Linked DNA regions of Homo sapiens: region 1 is linked to region 2. Evidence: chromatin loops called from intact Hi-C (ENCODE). Cell type or tissue: breast epithelium. All regions are shown on one strand. Each heading gives the region's core, and the rest is flanking DNA. Links, peaks and the distances in the headings are about the cores only. Region 1 overlaps AGFG1 (ArfGAP with FG repeats 1). Region 2 has its middle 29 kb from the start of SCYGR1.

Region 1 (15,752 bases), core at 3,631-11,630, 89 kb after region 2:
CATAATAAAAGTACAGTGGTCTTGTGCTGAAAGCTCAGATTTGGACTATGCAGGTTGTGAACCTTGGGCAAGAAGCTTTTTAGCCTTAATTTCTATTGGTAGTAACTATAATACCTATGTATAAAAATGCTAGGATTTTTTGAATTAGGCCAACTTGTGAAAATTCCCAGCGTATTTCTTGTCAGATAGTATTTATTTATTGAATCTGAATCTAAAGTGGTAGAAGTTATAAGAAGAATTATCAATTTTTATTTTCATTCCTGGTTTGGATGGTTTCTGTAGGGGGATTTTTCAGTTTTCATAGCATACTGTCATGTCATTTACATTAATATTCGGGTTATGTATTTAAACTCTTGGAGCATTTTAACTTCGATTTTCTGCTGAGTTTAATAATAATGAAAATTGATAGTTATTTTAGTAACAACATATTGCCATGTAGAGTGGCAGAGTTAAGTTATATACTCATTAATTCAGGATTTACAGCTATTCTGTTGCCTATGGCAGGGGTTGGCAAACTGCTTGTAGTGGCCAGATAGTAAATATTGTAGGCTTTGTGGGCCACCTGTATTCTCTGTTGCATATCCTTGTTTGAAATTCACCCCCTCTTCCCCCCCCACCCCACACACACAATTCTTTAGTGTAAAAACCATCTTTAGATTAAGGCAGTATAAAAACAGGCTAGTGATGACCCAGTTTGGTCTGCAGATTGAAGATGTATAGAACTCTTAACGTTTCAGCTTGCAATGTAAATCTTTTTATGACCTGACTTCTTAATGTAATGACGTTATTGCCAGCAGAAATGTTTTAACTACAATGATCTTTGTTTTGTTTTCCACATGTGCTATCTGTATTCTAATTTTCTTGCCATTTTACCAATGCTGGCTTTTATTTTTGCTTGACTTTTCTCTTCTAATCCCATCAGTCTTTCAGGAGTTTTTATACCTCAGATACTAACACCCCCATATGTATTTTAAACTGTTTAAAAAATAACATTCACTGTAAGATTTACAAAAAAAAATTTTTTTTGTTATTGCTCTTAGTTTCTTCTGTATTGGTCTTACTGCCCTCAAGACATTATAGACATCTCTGTGGCATAATCTTGCATACGTCTTAATTATACCTAAAGCAGTGAAAATGCACAAGCATATATAGCCAAATGAGTTTCTTTCTTGTTTTGTTTTTTTTTTTTTTTTTTTTTTTTTTGGGGACGGAGTCTTACTCTGTCGCCTAGGCTGGAGTGCAGTGGTGCAATCTTGGCTCACTGCAACCTCCACCTCCCAGATTCAAGTGATTCTCCTGCCTCAGCCTCCCAAGTAGCTGGGATTACAGGCATGTACCACCATGCCTGGCTAATTTGCTAGGACTCAAAAAAATCCGTGGTTTAGTTTGATTACCACTAATTTATGAACCTTGTTACCTTGGGGAAACCACTTTTCCCTGACCTTCATTTTCCTTTGTAATCTGTGGGAAATATCTGTTTTGCCTATTTCATGAGGTTGATTTGAAGGTAGTATATAGGAAAACATTTTGAAAATTGATGTATTATATAGATGTAAGATCATGGTTTTATTTTATTTTTTAAAATTAAAAAAAAATTTTTTTCCCCAGGTTTGGTAACTTGCCCAAGATCGTGCTTTTATGGGCAAAGATACTTTTCCAGTTGATTCCTAAACACAGAAAATAAGTATCACATAGGAACATGGCATGCTTTGAATTGAATTTAGGGTGGAGATAAATTTTTGCAGAATTTCAGTCAGTATGATGGTATTAATAAATGAAAACATTCACTAATAATACATTGAAAAACATTTTAAACTACAAAATTAATTATTTGAGGGAATAGCTTCCTAGAGGGATATCTCAGGTTTAAAACCATCCAATTAAAATATTAAAGCACACTATTGTTATTATTTAAGGGATATTTATTTAGTGTCTGCATATTTATGCACGTCTGGCCTTTTAAGCATTTTGAAAGGAAGGTATGGTGCTATGGCTCTTCTAAATATTAGCTGAATCTAGTCAGTAGTAACTTAGTAAAGTTGAAAATATTTAGAGTATATTATTTGATGTTAACTGTTGGCTTTCAGAGAAATACACTAACAAAAATGTAGAAAATGTAGACATGTCTTTGTGTTGAACATATCATAATCCGTGGGTCTTTTTGAATGACAGAAAACCCAGAGATTTATAGAAGAAGCTAGATGTTGTTTGTAACTACTCTGAGAGTTTACTTAACTTTTTTTACATTACATATTCCAGGTTACAGTGTATTTCTTTCTAGCTGTTTGCCTTACCATTCTAGCTTCCTGTAATCTCTTAGCTTGTTTTTTTCTTGCCATTGTGTGTTATCTTCTAAAAAATCTTACTTGACTCGAATTAAAACAATATAAATCATTAGATGCTTTTGTTTCTTTTTTAAAGAGTTTTTTTGTGGAGTTATTCATGCCTTTAGACAAGTAGATAATGTAACAAACTTCCATCAACACATGGCTGTCTTTTTATTATTTTTAAGCAAATGCGAGACATAAAATTTCATCTGTAAACTCAACTCTCATGTTATCTGTAAATTTCAAGGACTTTAAAATATATATGGCAACAGTGCTATTTTTGTCCCTATGACAATTAACAGTAATCTAGTCATCTGGTCAGTGTTTTAAGTTTTCTGTTGTTCATCAGTATCTTACTTTTCTTTTTTTTTTCTTAATGGTTTGTTTGAATGAGGATCCAGGTAATATCCACACATCGAGTGGTTAAAATGGGCTTTAAAACTTTGTATTGCTTATAAAGGATTGGAGGCTTGGCTGGGCACCATGCCTCATGTTTGTAATCCCAGCACTTTGGGAGGCTGAGGCAGGCAGATCACTTGAGGCCAGGAGTTCGAGTCTAGCTTGGGCAACATGGCAAAACCCCATCTCTACTAAAAATACAAAAATTTGCTGGGCGTGGTGGCGTGTGCCTGTAATCCCAACTACTCTGGAGGCCAAGGCACAAGAATCACTTGAACCCAGCAGGCAGAGGTTGTAGTGAGCCAAGATGGCACCACTGTACTCCAGCCTGGGTGACAGAGTGAGACTCTGTCTCAAAAAAAAAAAAAAGGAAGAAAAAAAGGGATTGGAGGCTAGATGGATCACAGTGACACCTACAAAGATTGGACTGGAATGGACCTGTATTAGTAGTATGTGGCATAGATTCAGGCAGAGGTTTGTGTTAGGGGCCTCAGGCCAGGTAGTTATTCTGGAGCTGGATAATCTATAACCTGGGGCCCCTGCCGGCTTAAAGTCCCTGGGAAACATAGCAGCTCAGGTGACTTCAGTGCCTTATGGGACACGGACGCAGCCCGAGTGCTACCTGGTACACATCTGAGTTGTAGTCCTTTTCCTGTGTCTTTTTCATTGCTCTGGCATCAGCTGCTACTCAGTCTCCTTAAAATTGATGTTGGGTTCTTACTGCAGGACAAGAAGCCTGTTTGTCTGTCAGGACGGCAGCTGACATTCATTTTGGCAACAGAGTATGCCATGTGGTTATGGGGTACGTTATGAGCTGGTAAGAAGAAAACAAACAGGCCCTCCAGCCTCATAGGTTTTTGAGGAATTGGTAATGATGTTTAAGGTTTGGGTAGTAGTAGCCAAAGGCCATGCCTGCAAGAACTTCTTGTTGATTTGGGTGATATTTTTTGGTCAGTCTCTTACTGGACCATGACTCCCACTACTTCCCCAAGGACAATCTCATACTGGCCTGTGATCCTAGGTTCTTTCCAAGGATGGAGTGTCTGTGAGCAGTTATCTTTTGATAGGAGAACTTGTCCTGCTTTGTGCCATCTAATGGCAGCATAGTGTCATAGGTCTTATGGCAGGTGAGCAGTGGTTCACCAGCTTGTCTGCCTGCAGGGAGCCTGGTTTGGCTATCTGCTACATTGTCTCTCAGAACCTGCTGTCCTAGGTAGCTACAGCAAGACTCTGGACTTGGGTAGAGAATGCTCAGAGCCATAGCACAATGGCCAGATCTGCCTGTTTTCGTCCCCTCCTCCAACATTATTATGGAAAATTCCAAATACATAAAAGTTGAAAAATTATACAGGTACAATAAACATTGTGCTATATTTGCCTCAGCAGATATCTGTATCCATTCATCAGTCCATCTGATATTTCAAAGTAAGCTCAAAACATTAGTTCACATTACTTGTATAAACTGCAATATATCTATCTTTTTTATTTTTAAATTAAATTAAATTAAAAAAAAAATTTTTTTTTTGAGACAGAGTTTCGCTCTTGTTGCCCAGGCTGGAGTGCAGTGGCATGATCTTGGCTCACTGCAACCACTGCCTCCCAGGTTCAAGTGATTCTCCTGCCTTAGCCTCCTGAGTAGCTGGGATTACAGGCGCTCGCCACCACGCCCAGCTAATTTTTTGTGTTTTTAGTAGAGACGAGGGTTCATCATATTGGCCAGGCTGGTCTTGAACTCCTGATCTCAGGTGATCCACCTACCTCAGCCTCTCAAAGTGCTGGGATTACAGGCGTGAGCCACCGTGCCCAGCCTAATTTTTTTTGACAGAGTCTTGGTCTTGTCGCTCAGGCTGGAGTAGTGTGATCTTGGCTAACTGCAACTTCCACCTCCTGGATTCAAGAGATTCTCCTGCTTCAGCCTCCAGAGTAGCTGGGGCTACAGGCACCCACCACCTTGCTGGGCTAGTTTTTGTATTTTTAGTAGAGATGGGGTTTTGCCATGTTGGCCAGGATGGTCTTGAACTCCTGACCTCAGGTGATCTGTCCACCTTGGCCTCCTAAAGTGTTGGGATTATAGGCATGAGCCATTGGGCCTAACCCAGTATATCTATCATTAATTAGAATTCAGTATTCGTTCAATTTTTTGAGGTATAATTTACATACAGTGAAACTTAAGAATCTTAAGTGTACTTTTGGATGAGTTTTGATCATTGCTTCCAATTTGGTAATCCAAAGCCCTATACAAATATACACATAAACATCATTACAGACAGTCACTGGACACTTCTTCCTATTCAGTCCTTCCCTGAATTTTTTGAGACAGGGTCTCAACTTCTGTCACTCCCAGGCTGGAGTGCAGTGGCTGGATCACGGCTTACTGCAGCCTTGACTTCCTGGGCTCAGGTGATTCTTCCACCTCAGCCTCCTGAGCAGCTGGGACCATAGGCATACACCACCACGCGTGGCCCATTTTTTTATTTTTAGTAGAGACGGAGTCTACTTCTGAGGCACTGTTTTGTTTTTTTATTCACATTCATATAAAGTAAGTTAAAATGTGATTTTTAAAATAACCCTCCTTCCTTTTTTATTTTTTTTGAGGTAGGTTCTTACTCTGTTGTCCAGGCTGGAGTGCAGTGGTGCGATTACAGCTCACTGCAGCCTTGACCACCTGTGCTTAAGCAGTTCTCCCACCTTAACCTCCCAAGTAGCTGGGACTACAGGTGCGTGCCACCATGCCTGGCTAATACTGTTTATTTTTGTAGAGACGAGATCTCACTGTGTTGCCCAAGTTGGTCTCAAACTCCTGACTAAAGCGATCCACCTGTCTTGGCCTCCCAAAGTGCGAGGATTACAGGCCTGAGCCACAGTGCCCAACCAAAGTAAACCTTCTTTTGAGAGTTATGCACGTGGATGCTTGTACTTTTTCCTGTTTATTACCAAGTATTGGCTTCTATTCTATGAATAAATTATAATTTGTTCATTCTTCTTTGTCAGATATATCCTTAGTAAATATTTTCTCCCAGTCTGTGGTTTTTTGTTTTTTGTTTTTAATTTTTTGAGACAGAGTCTCACTCTGTTGCCCAGACTGGAGTACAGTGACGCGATCTTGGCTCACTGCAACCTCCGCCTTCTGGGTTCAGTTGGTTCTTGTGCCCCAGCCTCCCGAGTAGCTAGGACCACAAGCGCACACCACCAGTCCCAGCTAATTTTTTGTAATTTAGTAGAGATGAGGATTTGCCATGTAGGCCAGGCAGATCTGGAACTCCTGACCTCAGGTGATCCACCTGCCTCGGCCTCCCAAAGTGCTGGGATTACAGGCATGAGCCACCATGCCTGGCCCTCATTTATTTTCTTTTTGATATCTTTTGGCAAGCGGAAGTTTTGTCATTTTGATGAAATACAATTTATTAGTTTTTTGTTTTATAGTGAATGGTTCCTCTTCTCTGTCTTAAAAAATCTGCTTCCTCTCAAATCATGAGGATAATCTTATTTATTTTAGAAGCTTTACATTTACATCTGTGATCCATCTCAAATTAATTTTAGTGTATGGTGTGATAGGGATTGAGTTTCATATTTTTACATGAATATATACACTTCTAGCTCTATTGTTGAAAACACTTTTCTTTCCTCGGTGTTGCTTTGGAGTCTTTGTCAAAAATGAAATGACCAGGCAGGGCATGGTGGTTCACGTCTGTAATCCTAGCACTTTGGGAGGCAGAGGTGGGCAGATGGCTTGAGCCCAGGAGTTCAAGACCAACCTGGGCAACATGGTGAGACCCTGTCTCTACAAAAAATACAAAAGTTAGCCAGGCATGGTGGTGTGCACCTGTATTCCCAGCTAGTTGGGAGGCTGAGGTGGGGGGATCACCTGAGCTTTGGGGAGGTTTTAGGCTGCAGTGAGCTGTGATTGCACCACTGCATTCTAGCCTGGGCAACAAAGTGAGAAGTTGTCTCAATTAAAAAAAAAAAAAAAAGAAATGACCGTATAATTACGGGTTATATGCTCTCTATTATATAGTGTCATTTGTGTATTTGTTAACCCTTATGCCATACAACACTGTCTTTTGGTTACTCTGCTTTCCTAGTAAATCTTGAAGTCAGGTAGTACAAATCCTTCAGTTTTCTGTTTTTAAAGATTGCGTTAGATATTCTGGGTCAGGGGTTGACCAACTAAAGCCTGTGGGCCAAATTTGGCCTGTTGCCTGTTTTTATATGGTCTACCTGATTGAGCTACCATTGTGAGACATGGAGACCAAGCTGGATTTTCTCTCCCTTCCTTCCTCATTTCTCCCTCCACTGTTGGCAGCTTTGGGCACCAAGTGGTGGAATCTGGGAGTTGATGACTCAGTCACCTTTGACCAGCTGCCCAAATTGAGATGACTGGGCTCTTTGGGAAGTTGGAAAGGCACACCAGGATCTGAGTGTCACTGTGGTGGAGAGTGAAAATGACCACAGTGCAGATTATCTGTTTGTCATATTGGTTTTGATAAATTGTACTTTTCAGGGAATTTGCTCATTTCATCTAAGTTGTCATATTTATTGACATAAAGTTATTCATAATAGTCTTGTTCTCTTAATGTGTATGGGATCTATAATTACTTTGCTCTTTTATTATTTCCTTCTGTTTACTCTGGGTTATTTCCTCATTTTTAGCTTACTAAAGGTGGGACCTGAGGTCATTGATTCTACAGCTTGCTCTTTGAATACAGAGTTAGAGGAAAGATAATGTTATTAAGACATTAATAAAGAAGGGAAAATGTATTTACTGTTTATTAAGTGGAAGTAGATTGTGTTCAGTAGGCTGAGGAGGAGGAAGAGGAGGAGGGAGGGACTGGTCTTGCTGTCTTGGAGATAACAGACTGGAGAGGTGGAGGGGAGGCGGAAGAGGCAGGGACACTTGGTGTAAATTTTTTTTTTTTTTTTTTGAGATAGGGTCTCAACTTCCGTCACTCCCGGGCTGGAGTGCGGTGGCTGGATCATGGCTTACTGCAGCCTTGACTTCCTGGGCTCAGGTGACTCTCCCACCTCAGCCTCCCAAGCACCTGGGACCACAGGCATACACCACCACGCCTGGCTCATTTTTGTATTTTGAGTAGAGATAGAGCTTCACTATGTTGCCCAGGCTGGTCTCTAACTTTTGGGCCCAAATGATCCGCCTGCCTTGGCCTCCCAGAGTGCTGGGGTTATGGGCTTGAGCCACTGTGCCCAGCCAACTTGGTGTAACTTTTATTGAAAAAATTTGTGTTTAAGCGGACATGCACAGTTCAAACTCATATTGTCAACTATTAACATTTTAAAGTGATCATTTTCCCTCTAAGCTCTACTTAACTGTGCTATACAAATGTTGATGTATTTTATCATTTGGTTCAAAATGTTTTCTAATTGCCCTTGTGGGCCTTCTTTGACCCATTGATTTATTTAGAAGTAGTGGTTTAATTTTTACATATTTGAGGTTTTCCTAGGTCCTTTTCTGTAATTGATTGCTGAGTTAATTCTGTATCATCAGTGAACATTTTTGATATATTTTCACTGCTTTCCTTTTTATTGAGATCTCTTTATGGTCCAGCACGTGTTCTGTCTTGGTGAGTGTACAGTGTGTACTTGAAAGGAGTGTGTTTTCTGAAGTTGTTGGGTGTAGTGTTCTATAAATGACAATTATAGCTCTGTGATTGATGGTGTTTAGATGTTGTGGATCCACGTTACTGATTTCGTCTAGTTAAGCAACTGCAGATAGAATTGGACAGCTGGTGTGGATTTACATATTTTTTTCTGTAATAAATACATCATTTTTTGCTGCATGTATTTTGAAACTTTATTATTGGTGCTGTTATATAATTATTATGTCTTCTTGATTATGCCACCATTATGTAATATCTTTTTTATGTTTGATAATACTCTTTTTTGAAATTTACTTTATCTCATACTTATATTGTTTTTTCTTTGTAGTGATGGGTAGTTGTGAAACACTTTATTTTTGTTTTCAGAATGTGACTGTGATGCACCTGGATATGCTTTGTGTATGTGTATGTATTTATCCTACTTGTGGTTGATGATGATCTTGAATCTGTACATTTTTCATTTACCAAATTGGGAAAATTTTATCATTTTCCTTCCAAATATTTTTTCTGCCTCATTCTCTCTCAGCTCTCCTTCTGAGATTCCAATTGCATGGATGTTAGGCATTTTGATACTGTTCTGCAGTTTCCAGAGGCTCTTAATTTTTTTCCCTCCATCTTTTTACTTTCCAGATTGGACAATTTCTCTCTTATCCTAAGCTCACTCTTCTGTTATCTCTAAGCTCTAATTTTTAACTTTAGATATTGTCTTTTCCATCTCTAGCATTTGTATTTTTTCTGTTATTTCTAGAGTTTCCATTTCTCTGCTCAGATTTTGTTCATTTTTATTTATTGCAAGGATGTTTTCTTATATGATATGGTCTTTTTATTTTGTTTTTTTTGTTTGTTTGTTTGTTTTTGAGACGGAGTCTTATTCTGTCGTCCAGGCTGGAGTGCAGTGGCACAATCTTGGCTCAGTGCAACCTCCGCCTCCCAGGTTCAAGTGATTCTCTGCCTCAGCCTCCCGAGTAGCTGGGATTACAGGCACCCGCCACCATGCCTGGCTAATTTTTGTATTTTTAGTAGAGACAGGGTTTCAGTTTCACTGTCTTGGCCAGGCTGGTCTTGAACTCCTAATCTCGTGATCCACCTGCCTTGGCCTTCCAAAATGCTGGGATTACAGGCATGAGCCACTGCACCCAGCCTGTAATATGTTTTTGAATATAAGTATACTAGCTATTTTAAGTTATTGCCTGCTTATTCTAAAATCTTTATCATTGCAGAATCTGTCGCTGTTTGATTTTTCTTTTGATTATGGGTCATAATTTCCTGTTTCTTTGTATATGTAGTGCCTCTGGATTCTGTTTTGTTCCTTCATAAACTATTGGTTTTAATTGTTTTGTTTTTTACTTTAGCAAATTCTGCTGCTCCCATGATGAGTGCCAGCTGAAATCTGCTCAGTTCTTTAATTGAACTGTTTGAAGTCAGCCCCATGCACACATAGGTCAGGAGTGAGCCAGAGACTTGGGAAAAGTGGATATGCAAGTTTTGTGGTACCTATTTTCTTTCTCTGGCCATCTCTCTTCTGGGATTTAGCCCTCACTTTCCAGTTGCTATGGCTGTGGTGAACCTCTTGTCTTCTTGTACTTTAAGCTTTAAGGCTTGTGTATTTCTGTTTGAGTTTTAGCAGCCCTGCATGACTGCTTTCAAGTGATGTTCCTTAAAAAAAAAAAAAAAAAAAAAGCACATAGGCACATACCTAGTGCTGTTTCTTTCCTCTTCAGCTTGTTTGTGGTTGCTCTGTAGTGTCTTAATAGACTTTGTCCAGAGTTTATAGTTGTTATCTGCTGGAGAGTTGGGGTTTTAACCTGAGGCTTTTTGCCACTACTGGTGGAAATCTACACTGCTCGCCCTTTTAAGTCTTTTTTTATCCTCTAAGTTTCCTCTCCAGTCACTCATTCTTATTCTCTGCCCTCCTGCTAACCAAGTCATTTATTCCACCTTCTGGATTTTGCTAATGCCATCCACGTAGTGTCAACGTTCCTCTGTTCTCCCAGTTACCTATAAACCGGTGGTTGGCTGTAGTAGTTTCTTAAGATTCAGGCTTAATTTCAGGAATGGGAAAGATCCACTATTTCATAGGTTGTGTGGTGTTTTTTTAATCAAAAACCACTTTAAAAGTTTTAATTTTTGGTCATGTTAGCAGCTAATGCTCAGTGCCTACATCCACTAATTAGCAATTGTAAAATGGTGATAGTCTAACTCAGTAGTTTTCCAAGTACAGTTTGGGACTTGTAAGGGATCCTTGAGACCTTTTCAGAGGTTCTTTAAAGTTAAAAAAAAAAATTTAATAATACTGAGACTCAGTTTGCTGTTTTTTTACTCCTGTTTTCATGGGTATACAGAGTTTTCCAGAAGCTACATAACATAAAAATGCGGAAGCAGATGAGAAATCAGCTGGCTCCTACCTAACAAGGCATTAATGAAGTTTACAAAAATTACAACAGTAATCCCAGCACTTTTGGGAGGCCGAGGCAGGTGGATCCACGAGGTCAGGAGATCGAGACCATCTTGGCTAACATGGTGAAATCCTGTCTCTACTAAAAATACTAACAAATTAGCTGGGCGTGGTGGCACATGCCTGTAGTCCCAGCTGCTTGGGAGGCTGAGGCAGGAGAATGGCATGAACCCGGGAGGCGGAGCTTGCAGTGAGCCGAGATGGCGCCACTGCACTGCAGCCTGGACGACAGAGCGAGACTCTGTCTCAAAAAAAAAAAAAAAAAAAAAAAAGCGCCTTTTCACTAATTTTTTTTGTTTTGGAAAAAGCTGTTTTTATAAATAAAAGTTATTTACATTAAGATGCAATAGTTTTATTCTTCTTTTAAGAACATTAAAACTATTTATAAATATCAGTAGATATGGTGCACCACCATTTGTGGTCTTCAATATTGAACTCTTCAAAATAGTTTCATAACATTTCCAACAGCAAGCAATTAGGTTTTTTTTAAATTACTATGAATTTATTTATTTGATATGTTTCACTCAGTTATTCTTGCTGATGCCCAAATTTTCCCCTCTTTGTTCAATGAGGTAATCTGTTTTTGAAACCTATTTAAAACTTCTGCAAATCTTGTTTTTACCTAGAAGAGCTTTGCCTGAATGTTCCTTTTTTTTTTTTTAATTAACCTGTGAGCCACCCGTGTATTCAGAAATGTTGAAAGAAAACTGTTTCTTCCCCACCTCTTGGTTTATTTACATAGAATATTGTACAAATGTGGTTTACTTCAGGGGCTTGTTTTGAATTTGTGCTAATTCTCTCTGTTCCTTGGCCAATGACTACATTCTAAACCTCGGTCAGCTGCCTCACAAATGCATGCCTTCAGTCACCAGGACAACAAGACAATAGAGTATCAGTACAAATAGATCACTATGATTGAGTCCTAGATTGAACTAAATAATGGATGAGTGTATTTGTTTTAAGAGGTGGCTGGTATTGATGATATCCTTAAACCATAGATAATCCACAAACAATTCTTACTTCATATCAAGACAAAATATAAAGTTCTTAATCATTTCTGAAGGTTATATGACCAAACAAGCTAGCCCTCTTCTGCTACTCCCTTGCTCAACTCCTTGTTTGTTCCAGGTGTATTCTGGAAAATGTAAAAAATGTAAAGCTTTTTCTGTGTGTACATCTATATGTGAGGTAGGGAGGCAAGAACACACCTTTGGTTAATTTTTCCTTGAAACCTTGCATATCAGATTCATAATATCTTTGGGAGTGAGAATGCTTTGCTTTAAGAGGCGTCACAAAGTAAGTTTAGAACAATTGGAATGGAAACACTGTTGGGATTTTTTTTTTTTTCTTTTTAGGAAATAATTCTAAAGCTCATCCAAAAGAACAGAAAAGTAAAACTAGTTGGGAATAATTTGTAAAATTATTTACTGTTTGTAAATAGTCAATAATTAAAGCAACCTGAAACTAGTGCAAGGATAGGCACGGATCTGTAGATTAGATCCTGAGATATACTGTAACCTTCATATATTATAAATGTGGATGATCTTGTAAAACAAAAGAATTTCAGCATTCAGTGTGGAAGTTGGTTATTCAATGAATGGAAAATTAACTAGAATGTTACCTGACATGATACACCAAAATTTCAGAAAAATTTTAGCATTAAAATGTAAGTCATAAAGGAAGCCATAAACATGTAGAAAACAGTCTCAAAAGATCTACCTGCAAAATGTTTATTAATCCCAAGGGGGACAAACAGTGACTTTAAATGGATAAAGATACATTTTAACCAAATAATCCAAGTATACACCAGTACTGGGACAAATTGATGTTGTGTATCTTTCTTCATAATGATACACTGGGAAGGACACGTCACTTACATAGTATCTTCCCCAAAATACGTAACTTTAATTTAATCATGAGGAAGCCCAGAGGAAGAGACATACCACCAAACAGCTGGCCTGTACTCTTCAAAGATATCATAGTCATGAAAGACAGAAAGAGTAAAGAATGTTCCACATTAAAAGAGACAAGACAGTTAATGGATTCTGGACAAGGAAAACCTTTTCTTTTTGCTATAAAGGCCATTATTAAGATTACTGACTAATCTTTAGATCAGATAATATAAAATATTAATGTCTTGATTTTGATAATTGTGCTATGGTTATGTAAAAGAACGTACTTATTTTTAGGAAATATACATTTAGGGGTAAAAGGCTTGTTATGTCACCAATTTAAATGGTTCATTAAAAAAATTATTTTTCTCAAGAGAATGATAAAGCAAATGTTACCGTTGGAGACTTGGTAAAGGGTATGTGGGATGTGTTTCCACTATCAACTTTTCTGTAAAATAAATTATTTTGTAATTAAAAAACCAAGCAGAACTAAATTGTAATGTTTAAGGATGTATACATGGTGGGGGTGGGTAACAGTAAAACACAAAGAGTGATTACTATAGAAAATACAGCCAAATAGCCAACTACATATTTAGCATTTGAATGCAGAAGAACTTTATAGACTGAAAGCAATGGAAGAAGTCACAAAGTAAAAACTGATATATTTAACTAGATAAAACAAGGAAACTCGTGAAAGGCAGAGTAAATAAAATTAAAAGGCAGAGCCCTTGTTCTGTGCCAGGCACCATACCATACAGGGTAATTTACTTATGTTATCTTAGTTTGAGATAGTTGGGCAGATGATAATCTTCCTTGAAACTACTATGACTTCACTAATAATAAGTCTTAAATTTATAAAGCTCTTTGTAATTTACAAAGTTCATTCATAAATAACCTGTGTGTTGAGGGGGGTAGGGAGGGGTGCTTACTGTACTCATGCTCCTTACTGAAAGAAGAGAAGGCTTATTGCCCTGGGAAAACCACGAAACACAGCACCACACATACACACACACACATGCACACGCACACACATCCACACCCCTGATTGTACCAGGAATGGACACCTAACCCTGGGGCTAGTGACTTATCAGGTCCTGTTTCTTCAGAAATTGAATTAAGGTTCACAGAGGCTGTATTCAAAACAACGAGTCATCTGAACTGAAAAATTGTATGTAGTGGGCTCTGTGCAGGCTGACAAGTAAACAAACAAAAAGTAGTACTTTAGAGAAGCAAGAGTGGAGACAAGACATAGTATGAGAAGCAAAATGATAAACTATGTCTTGGTGGAGGGGTGAGTTGAGAGGGGGCTTAGGAGATAGGCACTCAGACTGCCCAGGTCCCAGATAGTTTCCTGTTTGCATTCCTGGTTCCCATGAAGTATTTGTTTTATTTTGGTGGAGTGCTTTGGTGTATGCTGTCTGCAAATCTGTTTTTCTCCAAGCTAATATAGCTGGGTTTCGATTCTTTTCATCCTATCTAGAACACAGTTCTGATGTTAGAGACCTTAAGTGAAATAAGGTATGGGTATGTGAGCTGTGTGTGCTGCCCTTTACTAAGTCCTTATGGTAGATGTCTGAATTAGAGTTGTTGCTCTCCTTCACAACGCAGATACTTGCAAGTAAGTTTTCTTACTATCCATTGCATTATATTTCTCTCTAGTATTCTAAATATTTGCTTCTTTTTTTTCCTTTGTGAGATTTCCTAATCCCTTTTCAAATGTTTTATCATTTCTGTTTCTTTGTACTTAGTAGTTACTTAGAAAACAAGTGTTAAATACCTATTAATCTTTCACCAAAACTTATTCTGGTACTTTTTCTCCTATATTATCAAGTGAATCAGTATGTATAATAAATTGGCTCTCAGATAGTCCTTGCTGTTGGGAAGTTCTTCCTCCAGGGGAAAGTTTTTGCCCATCTCTCTATGTTATTCCCTGTGCACATTCTAATATGTTTTTGTTTGTGCAGGCATCATTCAGTTTATGTATTGTTTAGATATGCCTCTAAAACAGGTTTTTATTATCCTATTTAAATTGTTACTAGTCTTGGATGCTGGGATGGTAGCATAGTCCATGGTTGTAGGTATGTTAGGGGTTGGCACACTTTTTCTGTGAGAGTCAGATAGTAAATATTTTAGGCTTTATGGGTGCCATAAGGTCTTTGTTGCAGTTAATGCTGATGTTGTAGCTGAAAGTAGTCATAGACAATACGTAAGCAAGTGGGTGTGACTGTGTTCTAAGAAAACTTTATCTACACACATAGGCCCCAGATTTAGCCCAGTTTGCTGATCCCTGGCTGTATATGACGTGAGAATTTGGATCAGTGAATTTATTATTTCTACCTAAATAAGTTGGGGAACTAAATGTTCTAGGTCAGTGTGTATATTTTAGATGGAACAAAAGAAAAAAGAGAATTTCTATTGTGCATACATTTGAGGGCTGTTAAGGAAGTTGCTTTCACTCATACACCAGGTATTAAGTGCTTACTGTGTGTCAGGTACCAAGCATACAAATAGTGTTGAATCAGAGAGGAGGTTCCTGCCTCATGACATAGCATTTAAAAATTATGAGATAAAGGTAGTGAAAATAATGTGAGAGTGCGTATCTGCGATTTGGTAGAGGGATTATTGTCCCTTTGGATTGGGTGGTTAGGGAAGACTTTCTGAGGAGGCCAGTAGGCTGGAAAGAGTTTAGAAATTAGTTTGGAGGGCTAATCAGGGGTCACATTCTGTTAAGCCTAATAGGCTGTGATGAAGAATTTGATTTTTACGTTAAGGAAGCTGTTATAAGGTAGTTTGTGCTTAAATAAATTACTTTTAAAGAAACCCTAGGACAAAATAAACAAGTCGGATTTCATATCGCCTAAGTCTGATACTACCTTACCTGTCCATTTATGTGGCTGGTTCACAAAGGCACTATGCCTCAGAGATCTCACATACAGCTTGTGTGTGCCTATTTTTAGTTACTCAGTTGCATAAGTTCTAATTCTTGCTAGCACATTTTATAAAACCAAATGTTAAGATAGAGTATACTGTAAAGTTCCTAAAAAAGATGTATGTAAATGCAAAA
Region 2 (15,752 bases), core at 2,710-10,709:
CATACACACAGTACAAAAGTCAAAAGGTTCATACAAATGGAAAAAACTCCATACTCTCTTCGCCTCCATTCCCCAGGCACCCAGTTCCTCTCAACGGAGGCAACCCTGGGTACTAGTGGTTTACATCTTTCTAGAGACTGTCTCTGTATAAATTAGCAGAGATAGTCTTCATATGCCTTTTGAGAGCATCTTTTTAAAATTTCTAAATCTAGGTAAGTTCTGAAAAGGAATATATTAAATATACATTAAAATATACTCAATGTGGCTGGGCATGGTGGCTCACACCTATAATCTCAGCACGTTGGGAGGATGAGGCGGGAGGATGACTTGAGGTCAGGAGTTTGAGACAAGCCTGGCCAACATGACAAAACCCTGTCCCTATTAAAAATACAAAATTAGCCAGGCAATGAGCCGGACTTGGTGGCGCATGCCTGTAATCCCAGCTACTTGGGAGGCTGAGGCAGGAGAATTGCTTGAACCCTGGAGGTGGAGGTTGCAGTGAGCCAAGATCGTGCCATTGCACTCCAGCCTGGGTGACAGAGTGAGACTCTGTCTCAAAAAAAAAAAAAGTATATATATATATGTGTATATATATATATATATACACACACACATATATATACACACACACATATATTCAATGTATTGAATGGTCTGTCCAGTTGAAGCCCTGATTCTAGACTAGATAATTTGTTGGCTTCTTGTTAGATCACTCTTAACAGAAATGTGACTGGACTTAGAATCAGTCTGGAAGCATTGTGGATACTCTGGAGTCTGACGTTTCTTGTCCCTTAACATTCAGCTCGTCTTTCCTGAGTTATACCTCTTAGTCATTTCCCTTTGAAATTAAGAGAAGGGCCTCAAATCTTAAAAATGGAAGAATACGGCCGGGCACAGTGGCTCACACCTGTAATCCCAGCACTTTGGGAGGCTGAGGCAGGCAGATCACCTAAGGTCAGGAGTTCGAGACTAGTCTAGCCAACATGGTGAAACCCCGTCTCTACTAAAAATACAAATATTAGCCAGGCATGATGGCGCACACCTGTAATCCCAGCTAGTCGGGAGGCTGAGGCAGGAGACTGGCTTGAACCTGGGAGGCAGAGGTTGCAGTGAGCCGAGATCACACCACTGCACTCCAGCCTGGGCGACAAAGTGAGATTCATCTCAAAAAAAAAAAAAAAAAAAAAAGGAGGGATAGAAGGTCTTGTGTTATTAAGACATAGAAGAAAAGTTAGTTGAGAATCTCACTGGCCACACCCCAAGAGGGGACATTTGGCCACTGCGGGTACATTGGGTGGTCTAGGGAATTGGCTGGGTCTGGGACACACTTGTTAAGCTCCTGAAACTTAGAGTTGAACAGAACAACAGCAGCTAGTATAACGACTTGAAAGGTCCTTTGATGAATTTTAATACCTGGACGCATAAATATTTGTGTTTGATACTTTTAGGCATCTGAAAGAAGTGTCTGATTTCCTTGCTAAGGGATTGGCCTCAGGAACAGATGCATACCAGTGTTGAAATTCTCCTCAGCCTCGTGACTGGCAGTGATTCTTGTGTATCTGCCCTCTGCCTGTGTTGGAGCTGCTAAATTGTAAGAATTTGTAAGTTGGTAAAATACTTCTAAAAACCCTCAGCTCCATAAATATTTTTAAATTTAAATTTAATTTTGTTTTAGAGATAGGGTCTTGCTATATTGCCCAGGCTGGTCTCAAACTCTTGGGCTCAAAGCATCCTCCCATGTCAGCCTCCAGAGTAGCTGGCACTACGGGCACATGCCTTGCTTTGCTCTTTAATTTTTTTTTTCTTTTTTTTTTGAGATGGTCTCTTGCTCTGTCACCCAGGCTGGAGTGCAGTGGCACAATCTCAGCTCACTGCAACCTCTGCTTCCCAGGCTCAAGCGATTCTCCTGCTTCAGCCTCCTGAATAGTTGGGATTACAGGCATGTGCCACCACACTTGGCTAATTTTTGTATTTTTAGTAGAGACGGGGTTTCACCACATTGGGCAGGCTGGTCTCGAACTCCTGACCTCAGGTGATCCACTCGCCTTGGCCTCCCAAAGTGCTGAGATTATAGGTGTGAGCCACCGTGCCTGGCCAGCTCTTTAAATCTTAACGTAGTAACACCGTTACTAATTTCTCAGCTGCTTTTCTGAGTTTAACAATTTCTGACTGAATGCTTTATTTATAGGTTGACAATTCTCAGTACCCCTAGTCAGCCAAATGTGTCTCTCTCCACAACAGAGACTCACCTTCTCGTGGCTGCAAGCTGTGCAGCTGAAGAGGGATTCTGGAGAAAGAAGGGGAATCCTTTTGTTTGGGTCTATTAATGCTACGCAATGTGCCTGGGTTCTTGGAGGGAGACATATCCCATTCTTCCTTATTCCCTCCCATTGACTATACAGGAGAAACTGTATGGAGCTTACTTCAGAAAAACTATTAAGTCCCAAAGATGTGAAGTGTTTTGAATTTTATTCAAGTCCAACCTTGCAGGGCAACAACTCAACACAGCCATTCCTGCTCTTTCAGGAGAAGCCACAAGTGTGGGAAGACAGGCAGCTAAGTCTAGGGCACAGACAAATTAGTCATACTGTCTGCTTAGATCCTGAGGGCCTGCGAAACCCTCAAGGTTTCCTGGTGTCATCTTAAGGTGCTAGTTATTCCATTCTGGCTGCCTTTTGATTCATTTGGTTTTCTGCCCACAGGCAAGCAGAGGCGAAACCAACCTGCCAACTCTTACCTCAAACCCATTGAGAGAGACCTGGGGATTTCCTAGGGTTTTATTTTTACCTATTGCTCCCCAAACAGAAGTTCCATTACACAGAAGCATTTCTTTTTTTCTTTTTCTTTTCTCTTTTTCTTTGAGACGGAGTCTTGCTCTGTCACCCAGGCTGTCATGCAGTGGCACCATCTTGGCTCACTGCAATATCTGCCTCCCGGGTTCAAGAGATTCTCAAGCCTCATCCTCTCGAGTAGCTGGGATTACAGGTGTGTGCCACCACATCCAGCTAATTTTGTATTTTTAGTAGAGACGGGGTTTTGCCATCTTGGCCAGTCTGGTCTCGAACTCCTGACTTCAAGTGATCTGCCCGCCTCAGCCTCCCAGAGTGCTGGGATTACAGGCATGAGCCACCGCGCCCGGCCACACAGAAGCATTTCTCAGTGCCTAATCTAGTTTGCATATCAACTATTATGGAATAAAGAAACCAACAAGACCTTGCATTGCACTCCCTGGGTGGGATGACATATGCCTATCAAGGCCAGAGCCTCCTGAAACCCATCTCTTATTTCTGTTGGCACTGCTCCCACCCAGACAGAAATGAGTTAGAGTGAGGCATTCTCCCTAGTAACCACGGGAAGTAGGATTTCTCCCTGCAGAGGAGCAAAGGAATAGAGGAATGAATATCTTTGACTCCTACTCCTGTTCACCTTATGGGAGTCTTCTCTGATCCCCACAGCTAAAACACCGTCACTTCTACCCCATTCATCTTTATGCTCTTATCTGGCTTTATCTTTCCTGTCTTTTCCCCCACCAACACTTACCTCCCCCCTGCCCTAGAATGTGAGCCCCCTGAGCGCAGGATCTGTCTGATTCATTTACTGCTGTATCCTCAGTGCCCGAAACAGTATCTGTCCCATTTCTGAGTGCACAAAAAAAAAATCTGTTAAACAAATAGGGGACCTCTACTATTGCCAGGCACTGTGTCAGACCCTGTGCATACACTATACATGTGACACAGGTAGGTGTTAGTGGCATCATTCTACAGATGAAGAACCCAGGGAGTAACAAAGGAGGTGACATAACTTCCTCAAGGTCACACACTTAGTAAATAGTTGAGCATTTACTGCCTCTAGAGGGTCTATCCTCTAGAACTTGATCCCTTTTGTCAAATGCAAGAGCTAAAGAATTGTCGAGTAGAGTGTGTTTCATTCTTGAAACCATCTCAGTTTTCTACCTAGGTAGAATTTAGGAAAACAGAAGGGATGGCAAATATATATATATATAAAAACAGAGGAAACCTTCTTGAGGGTTACAACTTAAACAAGCACAGCCCAATACAAAATACTCTGAACTAAAATCAAACAACAATTCTCAGTATCTCAGAGGGTTTGATTAGTTTACTTAAAGTTTTTCAATCATCCCATATGCATTTACTGAGGCCCTCGTATGTGCCAGGCTCTGGGCTAAGTGCTCCGATACTAAGAGAAAGGCGGTAGACTTAGCCCTGTGGAATTTACTGTCCACCTGAGAACAATGAACCCAAGAGGTGTAAGAGACCAGGATTTCTGAAGAATACAGAAGAAATACTCAGTGTGCTTGGAGAGCAAGTGAAAGAGGGTCTGGCATAGACTGTGGGGCGGGGAGGGCAGGTCAGGGAAGATTGGCCCGAGGAAATGGTTTTAGAAGGGAACTAAACTTACCCTGGAGATTATAGTTGTCAAAGAAAAGCAAATCATAAACAGCCAGGACACACAACACAGACGTTACAGAGACACTGACAAGAGGAAATGGGAAGGAGGCGATTAGATTCATGGGCAGGAGCTCAGAGGAGAGGTACGGGCTGGAACTATATATTTGGAAGTCATTGGCTTACAGAAGGTAATTGAAATTGTAGGTGTCGATGAGATCATCTTGGAAAAAATTACACAGCAAGAAAAGAAGGGAGTCCAGCCCTGAGCTTTAAGGAAGTCTAACACGTAGTGGCTGGGAAGGGGAGGAGTTGCCAGCCAAGATGCCCGGGAAGGAGCGGGCGAGAGAGGCAGGAGGGAATGTAGGAATTGTGGCCATGTGAAATCCAGTGGAGAAAAGCTCTCAAAGGAATCATGTGTGCAGAGCCAACACTGCTGAGGGGCCAGAGATAGGAGGACGCAGAGATGAACAGGTGACAATGAAGTCATAGGTGACCCTGGGGAGAGGTCCTTAGGTGGCATGATGTGAGCAAGAGTCTGATGACAGGCAGATGAGAAAGGGTGGGAAGGGAGGGAATGGAGATGGTATCACCCAGTGGTCTGCAAACCAGGACCCACACACCAAATCTGGCTGGAGGCCTATTTATTTATTTATGATGTATTTATTTATTTTGCAAGGGCCTGTTTTTGTAAAGGAGATTTCACTGGAACACAGCCATACCCATTCACTTACATACGTATTATGGGCTGAATTTTATCCTCCTCCTTGACACTTAATTTTTTAAATTGTATATATTTAAGGTATATAACATGATGTTTTGATATACATAAACATAGGAAAATGATTTCCTTTTTAAAAAATTTTAATCAGGCCAAAAGAGAGAGAAAAAAGAATAAATATTCCTATAGTGAAATGATTTCTACAGTGAAATGAACACATTCCCTCATCTCATATAGCTACCTTTTTGTGTGTGGTAGAAATACCTAACAACTGCTCACTTAGCAAATTTCCAGTATACAGTACATTATTATTATAATTATTATTATTCTTAGAGACAGGGTCTCACTCTGTTGCCCAGGCTGGAGTGCAGTGACAGTCACAGCTCACACTGCCGCTTCAAACTCCTGGCCTCAAGCGATCCTCCCACCTCAGTGTCCTGAGTAGCCAGGACTACAGTTTTGTGCCACCACACCTGGCTAATTTCTTTTTAAATTTATGTTATACCTTTTGTAGAGACGGGAATCTCACAATGTTGCCTAGGCTGGTCTCGAACTTCTGGCTTCAAGCAATCCTCCTGTCTCAGCCTCCCAAAGTGCTAGGATTATAGGTGTGAGCCACTGTGCCCGGCCACAATACAATATTATTATTAACTATAGTGTCCCTCCCAAACTAATATGCTGAAGTCCTAACTCCAGTGCCTTAGAATGTGACTGTATCTGGAGATAGAGATAGGGTCTTTAGAGAGGTGAATAAGTTAAAATGTGGTCATTAAGGTGGGCCCTAATCCTGATAAAGAGGGGGAGATTAGGACAGACAGACACAGAAGGCAGGCCACGTGAAGACACAGGGAGAAGATGGCCATCTGCAAGCCAAGGAGAGAGGCCTTAGGAGAAACCAACCTTACCAATATCTTGTTGTCGGACTTCCAGCGTCCAGAACTGTGAGGAAATAAATTTCTGTTGCTTAAGGCACCTAATCTGTGGTTCTTTGTTATGGCAGCCCTAGCAGCCCATTGGCTATTTTTGCACTACACAAGTTGCAGAGTTGAGTAGTTACAACAGAAGCTGTATGGTGAGCAAGGCCAAAAATATTCAGTAGCTGGCTCTCCACAGACATTGTTTGCCAAGGCTAGGCATGGTAGCTCACCTGTAATCCCAGCACTTTGGGAGGTCAAGGTTGGTGGATCTTTTGAGCTCAGGAGTTTGAGATCATCCTGGGCAACATGGCAAAACCCCATCTCTACAAAAAAATACCCACGACCCGCCCCCGCCAACCAAAAAAAAAAATTAGGCATGCTGGCATGCACCTGTAGTCCCAGCTACTTAGGAGACTAAGGCAGGAGGATCACTTGAAACTAGGAGGCTGAGACGGCAGTGAGCCATGATCGTGCCACTGCACTCCAGCCTGGGCTACAGAGTGTGACCCTGTCTCAAAAAAAAAAAAAAAAAAAAAAAAGAAAGAAGAAAGAGAGAGAGAGAGAGAAAGAAAGAAAGAAAGAAAAAAAAAAGAAAAGAAAGAAAGAAAGAAAAAGAAAGAGAAAAAGAAATGATTCGCCAATCCCTGATACAGACAATTGTTTCAAGGTCATATACCTGGTACATCCCAGAGTCAGGATTTGAACCCCAGTCAGCACCAGTGACTCCTGTTCCCTGCCCTACCCCCTGAGAGCAGGCTGCCTCCCCTCAGCCAGGAGGGCTGGAGCTCAAACAGTAAAGTCAGCATGGTTCTTTTCTTTTCTTCAGTTCATGCTCTGCCCTGTGGGCAGCTGTTGTGGGGAAATGCTGAGTCATAAATAATTCTTACATTAATGCCAAGGCAGCCGGAAGGGAAATGTCAGTAGGAAATGGTATTTCAAATAAGTACAAATTTCATAATTCAGCCAATTTTTTAGACCATTTCTCGCAGCAACATTTTCTTATTTTGAGTTTTGGTAAACTCATAATCATTTATAAATGTGGATAAAACCTACCTTCATTTGGACATGTGACCCAGATATATACATGATATAGAATGGGCCAAACAGATCAGAGCAAAGAGAGGAACAATTGGTCTTATGTATAACTGGCCCTTGTATCTTTACATCACCCAAGACAATTATAGTATTGTGACATTCACTGTTTGAGCTTATCATTGAGAAGCTCCAGGAAGCTTCGATTTCTACTCAACAGAATGGCTCGTTAGTATAATTTTATCCTCTCAGAAATATATTGCAGAAGTCAGCCGTCACAGTCAGCTTCATTTCCTTGAAGGCCTCTTCAGGGTAGTGCCCAGAGACACAAGGGTTGCCAATACCGGTGTCTGCAGGTCCAGGAGCGTGGGTTAAGGAGTGAAGCCAGTTAGGCAGAGAAAACACCGTCCTCCGCCCCACCGCCCCCAGCCCATTGTGGTTATGAGGAAACATAGGCCAGCTGTTCCCAAATCTTCTGCTTTTTCACAAGAAGCCGGAAATCCAGATTTGATGTGAAATTTCCTAATTTCTAAATCTTGGCAACTAATTCAAATAAAAAAAAATAAAAACACAGATTTTTCTTTTTTTTTTTTGCCTGTGGTTTGGACCCCACCATAGGACCCCTGTTAATGACTCCTGCTCTGGTGAGACTCCATGGCCAGGGTGAAGGGCAGGGGTGAAGGGCAAGGGTGAAGGTCGAAATTAGTCTGAACTCACTGGTGTTCATCATTCCTCATGGCAAAACCTTGCTTCCAGGTGTGGTCTTCCCCCGTGCGTTTCTGTGGCTGTATCTGACTTACCCAGTCTCATACCCAGTTTTTCTCTTCCCTTTATTTCTGGATACTGAAATTCTTGGGGTTATTTAAGCCACAGCTGTTTAAAAATGTCAGCATCTGAACCTCATGTTCCCAAGCAAGGAACTGTTGACTGAGTTGGGTCAGCAGGAAGGAATGGACTAGATTTTCTGCCACCCTGACAATGTTTTCTAAACCTGGAGCGAGGCTTCCTGACTCTGTCTCTGCCACTTTTCACATAGGAGTTGCCAAGGAACAGATGAAGGGATACTAAAAATACAAGCTTTGCCATCTCTGTGTTCTTTTTTCTTCAAATCTTTTCTCCATAAATGCCTCGCCTCTTGAATCTCCATTTGTTTTTCTCATTTGTTCAATCATTTATTCACTCAGTAAACATTTATGAAGCAAATAATGTGTGCCAAGTACCACCTTAGGTGCGGGGAGGGCCAAGGCAAATCAGACTTGGTCCCTGACAGTGAAGGGCCTACGTCTATGGTGAGTGAATGTTTGCGTCCTCCTCAAATTCATACGTTGACATCCTAACCCCCAAGGTGATGGTATTAGGAGGTGGGGACTTTGGGAGGTGATTAAGTCATGACGGCCTAACCCTTATTAATGGTATTAGTGCCTTATAAAAGAGACCCCAGAGAGCTCTGTTGTTCTCTTTCTGCCATGTTGAGGGCATGGGGAGAAAGAGGCCATCTATGAACCAGAAATGGGCCCTCACCAGATGCCAAACCTACTAGCACCTTGATCTTGGACCTCCCAACCTCCAGAACTGTGAGAAATACATGTTTATTGTTTAAGCCACCCCATTGATGATATTTTTGTTGTACAAGCCTAAAGGGACTAAGACATGTAGGTTCCTGGATGATCAGAACTGAGGCCCATGTATGTCTGGTGACCAGCACTCCCACATATATAACCCTCACCACCCCCTCTTAGGTATGGTGAATTTGGCTTGAAAGAGTGGAAGTGAACAATAAATGCTAAATTGAAAGAGATACCACAGAGTTTTCTAGAAGAAAAAAAAATCATCATGGTAGATTCCTTTGAACCAAGCAATAATTTTAGCAAAGCCATTACTAAAGTTTCTTTTTCTTAATGGACTTTATTATATTTTTAGAGCAGTTTTAGGTTCACAGAAAAATTTTTTTCATTTATTTATTTTTGTACATGAATAAGTTCTTTAGTAGTGATTTCTGAGATTTAGGTGCACCCATCACCTGAGCAGCATACACTGTACCCAAAGTGTAGTTTTTTTTTTTCCTTACCTGCCTCCTACCCATTCCTCTGAGTCCTCAAAGTCCGTTGTATATTCTTATGCCTTTGTGTCCTCATAGCTTAGTTCCCTCATGGCAAAATTTTGAGGAGGGTACAGAGAGTTTCTGTATGCCCCTTGCCACTGTACACAGCCTGCCTCACTATGAAAATCCCACACCAGAGGATATATTTTTTACAATCAATGAAACTACATTGACACGTTATCACCCAAAGTCCATAGTTTACATTAGAGTTCACTCTTGGTGTTGTATATTCTAAAGATTTGGACAAATGTATAATGACATGTATCCACAATTACAGTATCATACAGAATAGTTTCACTGCCCTGAAAATCTTCTGTGCCTTCCCTATTCGGATTATTTTTTTTTCACTTTGAAATGCTTAAGAACAGCCTCAGTAAAATGTTTATATCCTAGGCAGTGAATGATTTGATCTCTATAGGAATGAGCTGGTTGTTATCATATCAGAATTTGGGGGTAAGCTACAGATGCTAATATAGGGACATAGAAGATTTTTCCCCTCAAAATTAGTTAAGATTAGCAAATAGCATTAAGGCAGTTAACCTTGATGAAATACCTAGCAAGAAATGGGTGATGTTATCCTGGAACTGCTATTCTCCTCCCATCTCTTCTCTCAGCATTTGCCATCCAAACCATTTGGAAGCTTTGGTGCTTGATGCATTGCAGTATTTTTTTTTTCTTTTCTTTGAGAAAGATGAACTTAATTTCTAGTTCAATTTGAAAGTCCTTGCTGCAGTGAAGAACATCTATATTTGCTGAGTTTTACCAGGAAAGGAAGGCATCTTCAGTCTAACCTCTACTGGACTAATGTTTTAGGAAGACTCAATCATTCCAGCCCATGAAGAAAAATCTGCTCAAAAAAATTTGCAAAATATTATATTTTAAAAATCTGTGGGCCGGGTGCAGTGGTTCATGCCTGTAATCCCAGCACTTTGGGAGGCTGAGGAAGGTGGATCACCTAAGGTCGGGAGTTCAAGACCAGCCTGGCCAACATGGTGAAATCCCGTCTCTACTAAAAATACAAAAATTAGCCGGGTGTGGTGGTGCACGTCTGTGATCCCAGCTACTCAGGAAGCTAAGGTAGGAGAATCGCTTGAAACTGGGAAGGCAGAGGTTGCAGTGAGCTGAGATCACAGCCACTGCACTCCAGCCTAGGCAACAGAGCGAGGCTCTGTCTCAAAAAAAAAATTGTATATATTTAAAAGTACATATTAAACCAAATATTTAATGTATTTTTATATTAAAGTGTTTGGTTTCACTTTGCTATCTGTTTATAAGTTCATCAACTTGTGTTTTATTTTACTGTCAAAATAGATATCTATAGAACCATAGTTTGCTTTTTGTTATTATTTTATTCATTTATTTATTTATTTCGAGATGGAATTTCACTCTTGTCGCCAAGGCTGGAGTGCAATGGTGCCATCTCAGCTCACTGCAACCTTTGCCTCCCCGGTTCAAGTGATTCTCCTGCCTCAGCCTCCTGAGTAGCTGGGATTACAGGCATGTGCCACCACACCGGGCTAATATATATCTTTTTTTTTTTTTAGTAGAGATGGGGTTTCACCATGTTGGCCAGGCTGGTATTTAACTCCTGACTTCAAATGATCTGCTCTCCTTGGCCTCCCAAAGTTCTGGGATTACAGGCATGAGCCACTACACCAGGCCAAGATCCATAGTTTGAATGGGCTTCCAGGATTGGGATAGATAGCAAAGGTTCAGCTTAGGCCTGTTCCATTTGTGACTATTGTCACAAATGTTAAATTTGGAGTCACCTGCCCTTGAACTCACCCTTGACCTGGCCAGAAAAATGGAAGCATGTCAATGGTCTGGGGAGGAAAGGACCTTATGTGAAATTAAAAGAATTGTCTGGTTAACCATGTTACACCTTGGGTCCAAATAACTTTGAGTATGGGCACATTTAAGGACAGAACCTAGAGATGAGAGAACTGCTTCCTAATGGATGGAGTGAGATGAGCCCTACTGGCCAGGGTCATCAGACAGCCCTAGTTACTGGCCTGGAGACAAGGACAGTGCTGAAAACTGTACTCCAGAGACATTCCTACTATAGCTGAGACACATCTGGGGCCTCCCCAAGACACCAGAAAAAAATGGAGCCCAGAAATGGAGGCTAAGGCCCTGCAGTAGTGCAGTAAAAGTTCAGCTTAGGCTGAAGGGGATAATGAGGTAGTGAAATACCGCATTAACAATGACTGTGACCTGAGTTGTGCCTGGGCCAGTCAATAAGCTGTATTTCTCAACTCCAACCTTGCCCCTGCCCCACCTTCTGTACTCTGCTTTGTGATTCGGGGGCTGGGCCTCTGCAAACCCCATTTTCGCTTTGGAGCTGGCTCCCTCTGAAGCTCTTCCCATCTTCCCATGGGGAGATGCAAGAGAGAGACCGCACAGCCGGAGGAGGAGGAAGCCCCTCTTCTTTCCTGACCACTTTCTGCTCCTGTGAATGGCACCCAGGCAATGCTTCATTAAGAAGTGAAATGAGCATTAACCATTTCATGCTCAGCAGTAGCACCAGTTCCTTCCCGAGTCCACCACTGAAGCCAGTCTGCAATATTTTCAATGCTTGTAGAACTGGTCCCCTCACAGCCCCTCGCAGACCTCAGCTGGAACGTACAGTAGCCCTCCTTAAGAATCTGGTGCTCAGCTCCACACGGCTCTTCCTCCAAACATCTAAGCTTTAATAGTTTGAGCCTCTTCCTTTCGCTCCCCAATTCCCACTGCTTCCTCTAGTTTCTACCTCCAGGGTAGTTTTGCGTTATCTTTTTGCCATTTATGTTACCTAGCGCATTTTATGTTATCAGCAAATTTATGCTTAGTTAACAATTAAATCCTCTCTATTCAAACAACTCATGCTTTTTTTTTTTTTTTGAGACGGAGTCTCTCTGTCACCCAGACTGGAGTGCAGTGGTGCTATCTTGGCTCACTGCAACCTCCACCTTCCAGGTTCAAGCTATTCTCCTGTCTCACCCTCCCGAGTAGCTGGGACTACAGGCGCCCACCATGTCTGGCTAATTTTTGCATATATTTATTTTTAGTAGAGACGGGTTTTCACCATGTTGGCCAGACTGGTCTCCAACTCCTGACCACAACTCATCTGCCCTCCTCCGCCTCCCAAAGTGCTGGGATTACAAGGATGAGCCACAGCGACGGGCCAACTGTTGCATTTTCTATCTCCTTATTGGACCGTGATTGACACATACCTAAAGTTTCCTCTGTTTATTCATTCAGGAAATACGTAATGAGTTCCCACTGTGTGCCAAGCACTGTACTGAGTGCCAGGTCACAGGGAGGAGGGAAAGACAATAACCAATAGAATAGAATCTCTCCACACACCTCCACTTACCAGAGGGAGAGATTTAAATTCTCAATCTGGGCTGGGCGCGGTGGCTTACACCTGTAATCCCAGCACTTTGGGAGGCCAAGGCGGGCAGATCACCTGAGGTCAGGAGTTCGAGACCAGCCTGGCCAACATGGCAAACCCCCGTCTCTACTAAAAATACAAAAATTAGCCGGGTTTGGTGGCGGTAGTGCCATTGTACTCCAGCCTGGTAGACAGAGCGAGACTCCATCTCAAAAATAAATAAATAAATAAATAAATAAATAAATAAATAAATAAATAAACAAACTAACTCTCAATCTGTAATATAAATGGTTAATGCTCATTTGGCGTTTTGTTTTGTTTTGTTTTAGATGGAGTTTTAATCTTGTTGACCAGGCTGGAGTGCAATGGTGAGATCTTGGCTCACTGCAACCTCCTCCTCCTGGCTTCAAGTGATTCTCCTGCTTCAGCCTCCCAAGTAGCTGGGATTACAAGCGCCCACCACCACGTCTAGCCAATTTTTGTGTTTTTAGTAGAGATGAGGTTTCACCATGTTGGCCAGGCTGGTCTCAAACTCCTGACCTCAGGTGATCTGCCCGCCTCAGCCTCCCAAAGTGCTGGGATTACAGGCGTGACCCACCGCACCCAGCCTCATTTTGCTTCTTAATGAACTTATAGTATTGAAGTAGCCAGTGCTTCCCATTCCATCATAAAACCCAGCGATGGATGCTCCTATGTTGGAGCCCCTCGCCAAGGTGAGACTCACACTAACCAAGAGTCAGTTGTGTTTGTCCCCAGTCCTGTGTATGACATTTTTATTTATATTTCTGATTGCATTATTCAATGAAATAGTATGTAAACCAATAAAATGTGAGTGATAAAAGGATGAGCATTATTTTTTATAAAAACTTAATTATAGGAAGGTTCCTATCAACAGTAATGCAAGTAGATACCAGGTGGCTGAGAAGGGCACTTCACCTATCTTGTATTCTGTCCCCAAGCCCATAACTCCAGTCTAATCTGGAAAAAATTTCAGATAAACCTATATTGGGAGACAGTCTATAGGATACCTGGCCAGGATGTCTCAAGACTATCAAGGTCATGAAAAACAAGGAAAGACTGAGAAACTGTCACAGACCAGAAGAGACTGGGCAGATATGACAACTACATGTGAGGAGAAACCTTGGATTGGATCCTGAGGCAGACAGATAACAATGACAAAGGTGGCAAAGGCTGGGCACGGTGGCTCATGCCTGTGGTCCCAGCACTTTGGGAGGCCGAGGCAGGCAGATCACCTGAGGTCAGGAGTGTGAGACCAGCCTGGTCAACATGATGAAACCCTATCTCTACTAAAAATACAAAAATTAGCTGAGCATGGTGGTGGGCACCTGTAATCCCAGCTACTCGGGAGGCTGAGGCAGAAGAATCGCTTGAACCAGGGAGGCGGAAGTTGCAGTGAGCCAAGATCACACCACTGCACTCCAGCCTGGCAACAGAGTGAGATTCCATCTCAGAAAAAGAGAAAAAACAAAAGAAAAAAAAAACGGTGGTAAAATACTAATGAAGTCTAGAGTTTAGTTAATGATAATGTGCCATTGTTGGTTTCTTAGTTTTGACGAATGTACCAGAGTAACGTAGGTGTTAATAATTGGGAGGATTAGGTGACGGGTATTCAGGGACTCTCTGTACTATCTTTGCAATTTATCTGTAAATCTAAAATTACTGCAAAATGAGATGTTTGTTTTTAAAAAACTAAATTACATGCCTCAGAAGATTTGATAATAATGGATTGCTTTTAAACAATGCTGTTAAATTAGGCATGGGCACGACCTAACTGTAAAGGATAAGAACAATTTTTGAAATTTTGCTTTACACATCTCCTTACGTTCATGCTCCACTTTAAAGAAAATGAAACCAGAAATTGTAGATGATGCTTTATGGCTATAGTTTATGCAGGAAAGATGATGCTGAATTCCAATCAACATATTCAGGATGATGGCCTAGGTTAAAACATAGGCAAAAAGAATGAGCATTTATTTATATTTTTACAAAAATAGTTCATATACATAGTATATATCGCTTGTTATGATTCCCTAATTTTGTCATCTAATTTTTAACCGACTTACCAACTACCAGTCTCAATTGCGTTAAATAAGATGGCTTCTACCAAAAACTAAAATCAGACAATCACGGATTGTGAAGGGCATTCTGAAAGAAACAGGCAGGATAGGGTAATAGAGAATGACAGGCAGGGGTGGGAGGGCTTCTTGGAGAGGTCAGGGAAACTCTGAGAATATGACATTTGCATTGAGGTCAGAATATAGCTTAGGGAATTTTGGTTGGCAGAGTGTAATGAAGGAGAAAGTCATATAAACGGATAAGTGCAGCAGAGGGTCATGAGATGGATGTGCTGACGGAGCAGCAGGACCAAGAGGCGGGTGCACATTTCTTGCTGCGGGTGTCAGAAGAGGCTTCATGGAAGAGGCTGCCACCCAGCTGTGCTTTGAAAGAGAAAAACATGTTTCCCAGGCAGATGCAGGAGGGAGAAGAGTGATCTCCGACAGTGGGGGAAATATTTAAAAAGCACTGAAGTATGAAATATTGGGGAACCATAAACAGTGTGATGCAGGGGAGTAACTGGTCAGATTCACATGTTTGAAAGGGCGGTTAGCAGCAGTCTAACCTTGCTACTTAGAGTGTGGTCCAAGGACTAACAGCATCAGCGTCACCTGGGAGCTTGTTAGAAATGCAGAATCTTGAGCCCCTCCCAGAACTGCTGAATCAGGATCTGCATTTTAAGAAGAATGCCAGGGAATTCAGATGCACCATATAGTTTAAGAAGCACTGGTGCAGAGGATGGACTGGAGAGATAAAAAATTAAATTATATACACTTTAATAAAATAGAATTAATTAAAAACAAATATTTTATATGTATATTTTATTAATATAATTTAATAAAATTATATTAAAAACAAAGATAATGAATTCTCAAAACTCATCACTTCCTAATTATTTTACTATTATCCAAGTTGAAGGGTTACTTTTATTTACTGTGTCTGGTGGAAACACCGTACAGTGGCGTGATTCTGCACATCTCTTGCTAACTCCACAATCAGTGACGTCACAGTAGTAATTTGAAATCTGCCACAGTGTGAATATTTACACCGTCACGATCAGCAAATGCTACAAAGCAGGGCTTAATTTGTTGTTTTTGTTGATTTTCTAGATCAGGAGTCAGCAAAC

What was found. Peaks named below come from ENCODE experiments on the same cell type or tissue, not always from the same donor. Only the 100,000 strongest peaks of a DNase experiment are listed, where the experiment ranks them.
Region 1: it touches region 2 in a loop (7-fold over the local background); 3 of 110 quality-filtered maps call a loop at or near these places.

The regions. Positions count from the first base shown.
Region 1 is chr2:227,496,559-227,512,310 of GRCh38, forward strand. The region is part of intron 2 of AGFG1 (ArfGAP with FG repeats 1); the gene reads left to right. Among named protein-coding and RNA genes, the nearest start is that of AGFG1, 32 kb to the left of the region's middle. In breast epithelium, for the core only: no CTCF peak of the experiment used is centred there; a DNase peak (open chromatin) is centred at 7,073; H3K27ac peaks cover 416 bases.
Region 2 is chr2:227,408,857-227,424,608 of GRCh38, forward strand. No RefSeq gene overlaps it. Among named protein-coding and RNA genes, the nearest start is that of SCYGR1, 29 kb to the left of the region's middle. RefSeq lists an enhancer at 2,754-2,953. In breast epithelium, for the core only: no CTCF peak of the experiment used is centred there; a DNase peak (open chromatin) is centred at 6,174; H3K4me3 peaks cover 279 bases; H3K27ac peaks cover 2,286 bases.